2 separate regions of the Homo sapiens genome follow, and region 1 is linked to region 2. Evidence: chromatin contacts called from ENCODE Hi-C or POLR2A ChIA-PET data. All regions are on one chromosome and are shown on one strand. The core of a region is the stretch at or near the end of the contact, and the rest is flanking DNA. Distances in the headings are between cores, read along the strand shown.

Evidence for each region. Hi-C counts contacts between places; a loop is a spot of excess contacts on that map. ChIA-PET counts read pairs that join two places held with the same protein, here RNA polymerase II (POLR2A).
Region 1: a loop to region 2 is called in a map of PC-3, with 5 times the contacts of the local background. The contact joins the enhancer-like site here to the promoter of VGLL3 in region 2. A Hi-C loop is called at or near these places in 1 of 168 maps with a recorded cell type or tissue (PC-3). POLR2A ChIA-PET finds 5 or more read pairs at or near these places in 1 of 52 experiments (PC-9).

What each region holds. Positions count from the first base shown.
Region 1 is chr3:87,331,718-87,336,411 of GRCh38, reverse strand. No RefSeq gene overlaps it. Among named protein-coding and RNA genes, the nearest start is that of POU1F1, 57 kb to the right of the region's middle. Within about 2 kb of position 2,936, at least 5 of the 41 ENCODE cell types and tissues checked have a DNase peak (open chromatin) inside an H3K27ac peak, as active enhancers do; they include PC-3 and PC-9, where a contact is called at or near this core.
Region 2 is chr3:86,989,709-86,994,091 of GRCh38, reverse strand. VGLL3 (vestigial like family member 3) reads left to right here and starts at 2,943. Exons shown (of 4, transcript NM_016206.4): 1 at 2,943-3,474. The coding sequence starts at 3,349.

The DNA of each region.
Region 1 (4,694 bases), core at 1,687-4,186, 340 kb before region 2:
GGCTCTTTGTTCAATAAAATAAATATAAAAATACTGGTCATGCCCTGCCTAGCTTGCATTATCAATAAGAGTATTAAATTAAGGCAAATAAGTGAATACTCCTTTAGAAGTATGGGGTGTTACCCATTTGTAAGAAGTTGTTATTTATAGCATCACTTTTATCAGCAGTCATAATGACAAAAAATTCTCCAAATTCTATTATGCTTGCACCTGAATTATTAGAAAACAAATCAAATGACTTTTCCTTTTTAATTCCATCCTCATTCCTGAGAACATATGTCATTTTTTTATTTTGCATCAGAAGCAGTACAGAAGGAAGTAGACTTCCCTCTACATTTGCCTCACATTAGAGATGACAGAGATGACACTAGGATTCACTTCCAAATTCAGCTTATTTTGGTTGTGTCCCCTCTCCATGGTCCTGTGGCCACATGTGGAGCTCTGGGCACTCAGCCACCTGCTCGCTTCCCCTCAGGAAACTGCTGTGCCACCTTTCCTTCAAGATTCTTTCTGAATCTACCCACAGACGTTGGGCTAGAAGGACAATTACTCTTGAGTCATGTGGAGCTTAGATCAGGTAGTTTTTCTATTGCTGAATATTATCACATATATGGTGGCTTAAAGCAACATGAATTTATTAGCTCATAGTTCTGTAGGTTAGAAGCCCAGGCGAACTAAACTGGGTTGTCAGTTTAGGGTCTTACAGAAATCCAGGTATTGACTGGACTGGGTTCTTATCTGGAAGTTCAGAAAAAAAAAATCAACTTCTGTGCTTGTTTATGTTGTTGGTGCAATTGAGTTTCATGAAGTTGTGGCACTGTGTTTCCCATTTCCTTGGTGCTTGTCAGCAGAAGATCTCTTTGAACTCCTTAAGGCCACCTCCATTTCTTCTTCCTTGGCCTATTCCATAGTCCAAGCCAGAGAGGGGGTATTGACTCTCTCTCGTTCTTCCAACCTCTCCAACTTTCTCTTCTGCTATAGTAGAAAGTAGAAAACTCTGCTTTAAAAAGCCTAATGAATTAAATTAGTTTCACCTCCAGATTTCTCACTATTTTAAGGTCAACTTAGCCAATAACATAGCATAATTATGGGACGGATACTTTACCATATTCAGTTTCCAGGGATTAGGATGGAGCATCCTGAGTGCCATTTTAGAATTCTGCTTCCACAAGGAGCACATATTATAGGTTTGTTTCAAAAAACTAATCAATTGTCTCAGGATCATTTATTGACCACTCCTCTGGTCCCTAATGATTTGTAATTACATATTCATAAACTACTAAATTATGTAGATACTAAAACCTAGGTTTTATTTCTGAGTTAACTGTTGGTTTCATTATTGATTTCTTATGTCTGTTGACTATTTTATTTCTTTAATAAATGTACTTTCATAATATTTTATATTATCTAGCTAGGCAAATTCTCCTCTAGATCATTTCATTTCTCCAATTATCTTAGTTATATATGCTAAGATATATAAGTATACTTAGCTATACATGCTAAGAATTTTTATTTTACAAAATAAGCTTGGAATTTGCTTGGAATTGTATTAAACTATTATTATATTAGGGTAAAGTTGAAATCCAATCTAGGAACATAGTCAAAGTTTATTTTGATTTCTCAATGTAATTATAGAAAGCCTCCTAAATCTCAAAAATATGTACAAAGGTTTGTATCTATAAGGGCTACTAAACCCATAAATTAAAAGAGAATTCTGCTTCTAGAAAGCTAAAATTTTGTCATATAAATTCTGGTTTTGGTTCAAAAACATCATTTCTGTTTGATTTGTCAGAAACCAACATCCCTCATACTACAAGAACTGTAGGCAACAACAACAAAAACATCTTTTAGCACTAATACTGAAGAAAAAACTATGTTGTATTAGAATAAATGAATATATAATTTGAAGGGTAATATAATAAACATCAAGAGTTCCTGTAGGTCTATAAAAAAAGTCTATTCAGATTATTTTGTGGTTTCATCAACAGATTCTTAAAGCATTAAGCCTTGGGTAACAATCATTCTTTAAAATTCATTCATAGACACATCAAATATAAAGCAAACTTTTTGGTATTAACATATTTTTATTGTGTTAATTGCATTCTCTATGTTTTAAAATGCTTTCTGTCCTTCCACAGTGGTAACATCGAGGAGTTGAGAGAATAAAAATTAAGTACTGTATTCTCTTTTAGAATCAGCTTAATTCCTCATCTACTTTCACAAAAATCCCAGAGGCCTACTTAGAACTTTTCCACTAGGCTCAGAATGTAAGGCTAGTACCAATCTTAAGGAAAGGCCATTCCTTCTTATTTTCCACAGGAAAAAAAGAGACTTTAAGCATGGCTATTTAACCTGGTTTTAAACTCTCTTGAGATTATCCAGACTAAAGATTGTGAGTTTGTATTTTTGCCTGGGGAGACAAACAGCTAGTTGCCTACTGGAACCTAGAGTCATTCTTTTGATTGATAAAGAGTATTCTTTCTCTGTTTCCTCAGTTTCTTCCTTTTGAGTCAGCTCATCTCGCTTCCTGGTCCAAAACCCTGAACTCAAAGAAAGCTAAAGTTTTTACGAAGTCTTAAGTGACCTACATGATCCTTCATGCTCTAGTCTCCTAGCTTTGTCTTTCCTTCTATCGTCCCAAAAAACAAAGCCTCAGACAAGCATTTACAAGCAAGAAACTTATTATTTTGAAAGTGACTTTCAAGACTCAGAGAAAGGGAACAAGAGGAAGGAGAAAAGTATGCCCACGGATGTGTCATTGAGATGGTTATCTCTGGGCAACTCAATCCTGCCAGGTCCTTCTGAGGTCATGAATATTGTGCCTATACATTGTTCAAAAGCAGACTGAGACGCAATACAATTTTAAAGAGTTTGAGTAAACAGTGACTCATGAATCAGTAATCTCCAAACCAGAGTGGTTCAGAAGCTCCACCAAGGAAATGCAAGGGGGAGGCTTTTATGGGGCAAATACAGAAGTAAAGCAAAGAAAATATTTGATTGGTTACAGTTACATTGTTGCCTATTTGATCTATCCCACTGGAAAGTCCCTAGTTATAAAATTACAAGGTCTGTCCCTGCTTCTGACCAGTTAAGCCTAAATGCTATTTTTCTTTCATGTAGACATTTACAAAAAATGGCCCCAATTAAGTTTCACTTATGTTTGCAAATCAAGCAAGGTTAAGGTTATTTATGAGGCCTAACTAGCTTTGTCTGCTGAGGAATTCTTCAGGCTCATTCTTCATTTTAGTTTAACGATATGATTGGGGAATTCTTATTCACCAGCAGTCATCTCCCACTGGTTTTGGGCTTTTCCAGGGGATGTTAACTGCACACTTCCACATTTACTTAGGAGCAAGCCCTGCGAGCCCCAGATGTGCAGTGATACCTACTGGGTCCTACCTGTCGAGGTGAAGCAGTGATGGCCAGAGCAAAGGAGAGATAAAAGACAGAAAAGATGTTCCGTAGGCCCCTACTCATCCACATGTACACAATTCCTCTCTGAGTTCCCTTCGTACTATTCTCCGTCCTGTTGGCTGCTCCTTGAATGCATCAGGCACAAATTCTGCCTTGAGGTCTTTGCATCAGCTATTCCTCCTGTGTGAAATGCTGTTCCCCCAGACATACCACTTTCCTCTAGTCTTTGCTCAGACTGTATCTTTTCAAAAGGGCAGAAACTGATCATGCTTATTAATATCACAACATAACCTTCCTCCTTTCCCACAACTCACACTCTCAACCCCCACAAACTCAATCCTCAAAACTTTCTCTATTTGTTTTCTTCTTTCTTTAACAATTATTACCTTTCAACATACCGTATCACTTATTTACTATGTTTATCACTTATAACTTGTCCTCTCCCATCCACATTCTGCAAAATCAAAGCTCCTCTAGGATTTTTAAAAATATATTTACTGATGAACATATTTCAAGTACTATTTGGACCGATTTCAGTCCTTTTCTGCCATCTTATGTTTTGATTCGGCAAAAAGGTGAAACTAAGCATAATTATTGAGGTTCCAAAAATTGAAATCAAGGAACCAAAGGGCTTACCTTGTTTTGTGGTTAATGATAAGAAGTCAATGCTTTTAGAGGAGGATAATTAAAATGTTCCAGATTAGCAAATGCTAGTGCTTGAATTTAAAGCAATTTGCACTTTTATTAACCTTCTAGGGGCATGAAGTGCTGGTCTTTTGTACTTTAAATAGTTTTTTCCTTATTATAAGCCATAGGTCAATATGTTCTCTTGATGATTATTTAATGTTAAAAAGGCCAAATAACTACAGTCAGTTACTGATTGAACTCCTTGTTCTACTCTTTTTCCCCCTTCTCACTACTGCATTTGGCTAGTCTTAAAATAAATAAATAAATATATAAATGCCTAATAACTAACTGACAAGTGTTATGATGGGGTTGTGTCAGAATAAATCCATCATAAATTGAAAATTTCATAAGTCAAAAATGCATTTAATACATCTACCCTACCATAATAGCTTAGCTTAGTCTAGCTTACCTTAAGTATGCTCAGAACACTTACGTTAGCCTATAGTTGGAGAAAATCATCTAACACAGAGCCTACTTTACAGTAAACTGTAGAGTATCTTATGCAATTTCTTAAATACTCTACTGAGAGTGAAAAAAAGAATGGTTGTATGAATGCTTAAAGTAATGTAAAGTCAGAAATTATCAGCCAGGGA
Region 2 (4,383 bases), core at 1,694-4,193:
AGGGATGTGTTGGTGCAAATGCTCTGCTCATATGTAAAATGACATGCTGGTAGAAAGTACCACGGCTTCTTCGCAGAATGCAGATCTCAATTCAGATAGCTGGTAAACATTTGCAGGAGGTAGTGACATGGGCAGGGATCAGAATCTGAAGGTTAAAGAGTTGTTTCTACAGACTGCGGGATGTGACTGTGAAATTTTTAAAAGAAGAATGAATCATCATTGCACAGTTGGATTTGCAGTGGCTGGGTCATTAAAGAGTAGTATAAACTATGAAGAACAGGAAGAAGTCTCGCCTTGGGACCCGGAAATCACTAAGAGTCTCTTGCAGGAGTCTGAGTGAGAGATGCCGAGCAAACTAACGATTATAGCAACAGAGATAAGGAGAGAGTCAGTAGAAATGGAAAATTTGGGGTCAACTTGACTCCAAGACCAGGTGTGGGGACTGTGAGGAGAAGGAAGGAGTGCCAGAAGATTCCCACATTTCTAGCTGGGACAACTGGTAGTGGGGGAGTTTCAGTAGAGATGAAGATTAAAAAAGAGGATCAAACTGGGGACATGAGACAATCAGTACTATTAGGATTGAGGTCCTTATGTAACACCTATGTGGAGCTACCTAGAAAGAACTGAATAGATAAATCTGGAACACAGGAAGGGATCTGATCAAAGGAGGTCAATTTGGGAAAAGACAATAATAAACGTTTAAAGTAAATTATGAAACATATTATTGCTGGAAATACTCTTGTACTACAAAGAGCACAATTTAAAGTCCAAGAACTGTGCAAACCCTTAATAAATATGTTTTTAATATTCAGTGATAAAATGATTGAATAAAAGCTGTTGCGGCGTAGCAAAAAGTTCCTATCCAATTTTTATAGTGTCAGTGTGTGTGTGTATGCCTGTGTGTTTATACATGTGTATGTATCTGTGTACCTAGACATACACACAGACACTTATGTAAACATTAACGATATATGATAACTGTATATCTGCATTAGTGTGCTAGGGCTGTCATAAATACCACAAACTAGGTGGCCTAAAAAAACAAATTAAGCTGGGCATACCGTGGCTCACGCCTGTAATCCCAGTACTTTGGGAGGCCGAGGTGGGCGGATCACCTGAAGTCAGGAGTTCAAGATCATCCTGGCCAACATGGTGAAACCCTGTCTCTACAAAAGTACAAAAATTAGCCGGGCATGATGGCGGGTGCCTGTAATCCCAGCTACTCGGGAGGCTGGGGCGGAAGAATCACTTGAACCGGGAGGAGGTTGCAGTGAGCCGAGATCGTGACATTGCACTCCAGCCTGGGCAACAGAGCGATACTCCGTCTCAAAAAAAAAAAAAAAAAAAAAAAGTTAATTTTTTCATAGTTCTGGAGGATAGAAGCACAAGATAAGGTGTGGTCAGTGTTGGTTTCAAGGTGAGACCTTTCTTCTTGGCTTGTAGGTAACTCACTATGACTTCAGATGGTCTTTCCTCTTTGACAGAGCAGAGAGACAGGGAGTGGGGTTTGGGGGAGACATAGATATCTCTGGCGTGTTTTCTCTTCTTATAAGGAACCTAGTCCTATTAGATTAGGGCCCAACCTTTTAAATCTCATTTAACCTTATCACCTCCTTATATGTCCTGTCTTCAAATACAGCCATATTGTGGGTTAGGGCTTCAATATATACATTTTTGGGAAGACATAATTCAAACTATAAAAACATTAGTGCATTTGACTTTCAAACTGACTTTTTCTCTGAGAAAAGATAGACTGTAAAAATGAGAGATTGCTGTGAGTCATAAAAGAGGATGCCTACGTATAAGGAGAGATATGTTTGCTGAATCTCAGAGCTAGAGTTTGCTCATTTATAAAATGAGGCCCAGTGCGGTGCCTCATGCCTGTTATCCCAGCACTTTGGGAGACCGAGGCAGAAGGATCACTTGAGGCCAGGAGTTGGAGACCAGCCTAGGTAACATAGCAAGACCCCTTCTCTATAAAAAAAAAAATTAAAAAAATTACCTGGGCGTGGTAATGCACGCCTGTAGTCCCAGCTACTCCAGAGGCTGAGATGGGAGGATCTCTTGAGCGTGGGGGTGGTAGCTGCAGTGAGCTGTGCTCATGTCACTGTACTCTAGCTTGGGCGGCAGAAGGAAACCCTATCTCAAAATAAATAAAATAATGTGAGTATAATTATTTCTACTGATTATGTCAGAATACAAGTATATTCTCACAGACGTTTTTTTCCCCATTTTGGAGAGGGTCAGATCCAATTGCAAAGAGATAAACCTTTATTAGCGAATGGGCTTAATCAACTACCCTTTATTGCTCTGTGAAAACCAGGCTGTAAAAGCCAGAAATGGTGGACGTCTCACAGCAGTGTCATACCATGAAGATGTAAACTTAAAGCAGAGATTGCTTGTGGAAAACTGTGTTGCATTCTTGGCATGTGGGCACTTGCAGAGATGTTAACTTTCACTTATGATTATTTTAATGTAGGAGCTAATCCCCGTGTATTCTGCGCCTGCTCTGTTTTACCCCTTTGTACACTCGGCTTTTGTTTGGTCCCAGCCTCTGAGTTGGTGTTCCCTGTAAAATCTCCTTGGAGTAGGGAAGCCCTCGCCCTGGCGGCCAGGTGACAGAGACAGGGTGGGAACCTGCCGAGCCTTGAGGGCGCGGAGCCTCTGCATACCATTCCCCTCCCACCACCATCCCATGCTGGGAGGCGGAGAGGGCTGCAAACTTCGCTCCAATCCGCAGCCAGCCTTCCCCGGGGTCCCCCTGCAGGGTGACCCGCCCGCTGCAAAGCGAGTTGGAGAAACTTTGCAAAGTTCCGCGTCAGAGCCTGGGGAGGCAAAGTGCTCCCCCTTCTCCCCGGCGTTCCCCCTCCCTCTGCCCCCGCCTCCCTGTCCTCGCACAGCCGGGAGCACCCGTGATAGGACGAGCCCCGGGCGTGCATTGTGTATATGCAAACCGGAGCTGGGCTCCCCACGGCTGCCCGACCCGGGCCTGGGCTGTGGCTGTGACTGGCGCTGCCGTGGGCGCCGCAGCCCTCGCGGGAGCCGGACGCGGTAATGCCCCAGCGGCGCAGCGGGCGGCTGCGTCCCTGAGCCGCTATATAAGCGCGGCAGGGAACATCCGGAGGGGCTGAAGATGAAGGTGCCCGCGCATGGGCCCCCGCTGATTGCCAGTCCCTCCCGACCCCGCGCCCCGCGCGGAGCCCGAGGCCGCCGAGGACCCGCCTTCGCCGCAGTAGCAGCTGGAGCAGCGACAGAGGCGGCAGCTGCGGCGGCGGCGGCGCCCGCGCCCCTCGCGCCAGCGCGTAGAGCGGCGGCGGCAGCTCGGGGGCCGCCACTGCCCCGGCTGCCATGAGTTGTGCGGAGGTGATGTATCACCCCCAGCCTTATGGAGCGTCCCAGTATCTGCCCAACCCCATGGCAGCGACAACCTGCCCCACAGCCTACTATCAGCCGGCGCCCCAACCTGGCCAGCAGGTGAGTCACCGGACGGGCAGCCTGCTGGGGGCGGGGGCGAAGGGCATCGAGAGTATCGGTCTGGGGCTCGGCGACGTCCCGCCGGCACGCGTGGCGCAGAGGATGCTCTGGGATCTGCGGGAGCGTCCTTGAGCAGAAAGCCATCCCGAGAGAGCCGGGAAGGGAGAGCAGCAGGGTGGACGGGTGGGTGAGGCATGACCTAGCTGGGGGCTTCATTGAGCTGTGGTCACCGGAGCTCAGAGGCTGCTCCTCCTAGGCACCCTAGCTCTTAGGACTCAGTTCTCTGAAGCTCACCAAGGGCATCTATCTTAGGACCATGTGAGTAAACTTCCTTTCAACCAACTATTTTGTTTATTTGGAAAGATGGAATGTTTCAGGGTTTTATTGATGAGGAAGATGAAGTGCGCTGACAGAGGTAGGGGAAGCTACCTGGAGAGTGAGTTCACGAAATGATCTGGGACTTTCATGGGGGAACACTGGTCTAGCATAATGTCTATCGGGTGTTACTAGAACTTCTCCACAGAATCTTTCTCCCGGTGACTGTGACTTAGAGGACAGGGATGGATTCCAAGGTTCTTCATTCATTTTTTAATTCCAGCAAAGCACAGAGTTTGTACGTGTTCAGTCTGTTGACAGTGGGTCCCTCGGCCAAAAGGTTACCTTGAATCTCTGGATGCTGAGTCTCCACTCTTCCAAGAGTAACTGAAGATGTCCATAATAAGGGGTCGTGAACTGAGGAGATGATATAGTTACTTTAGAAGGAACAGTAGAGTTCTGGGGAATTTGGCACGAGGCGCCCTTGGACATTACTCTCTGGATACAACGGAGAGTGTGCCAAGGCTTAGTTAGTGCTACATTAAAATAAAAAATGTATGTGGCAAGGGCTGTACCAAAATAGAGTCCACCTCA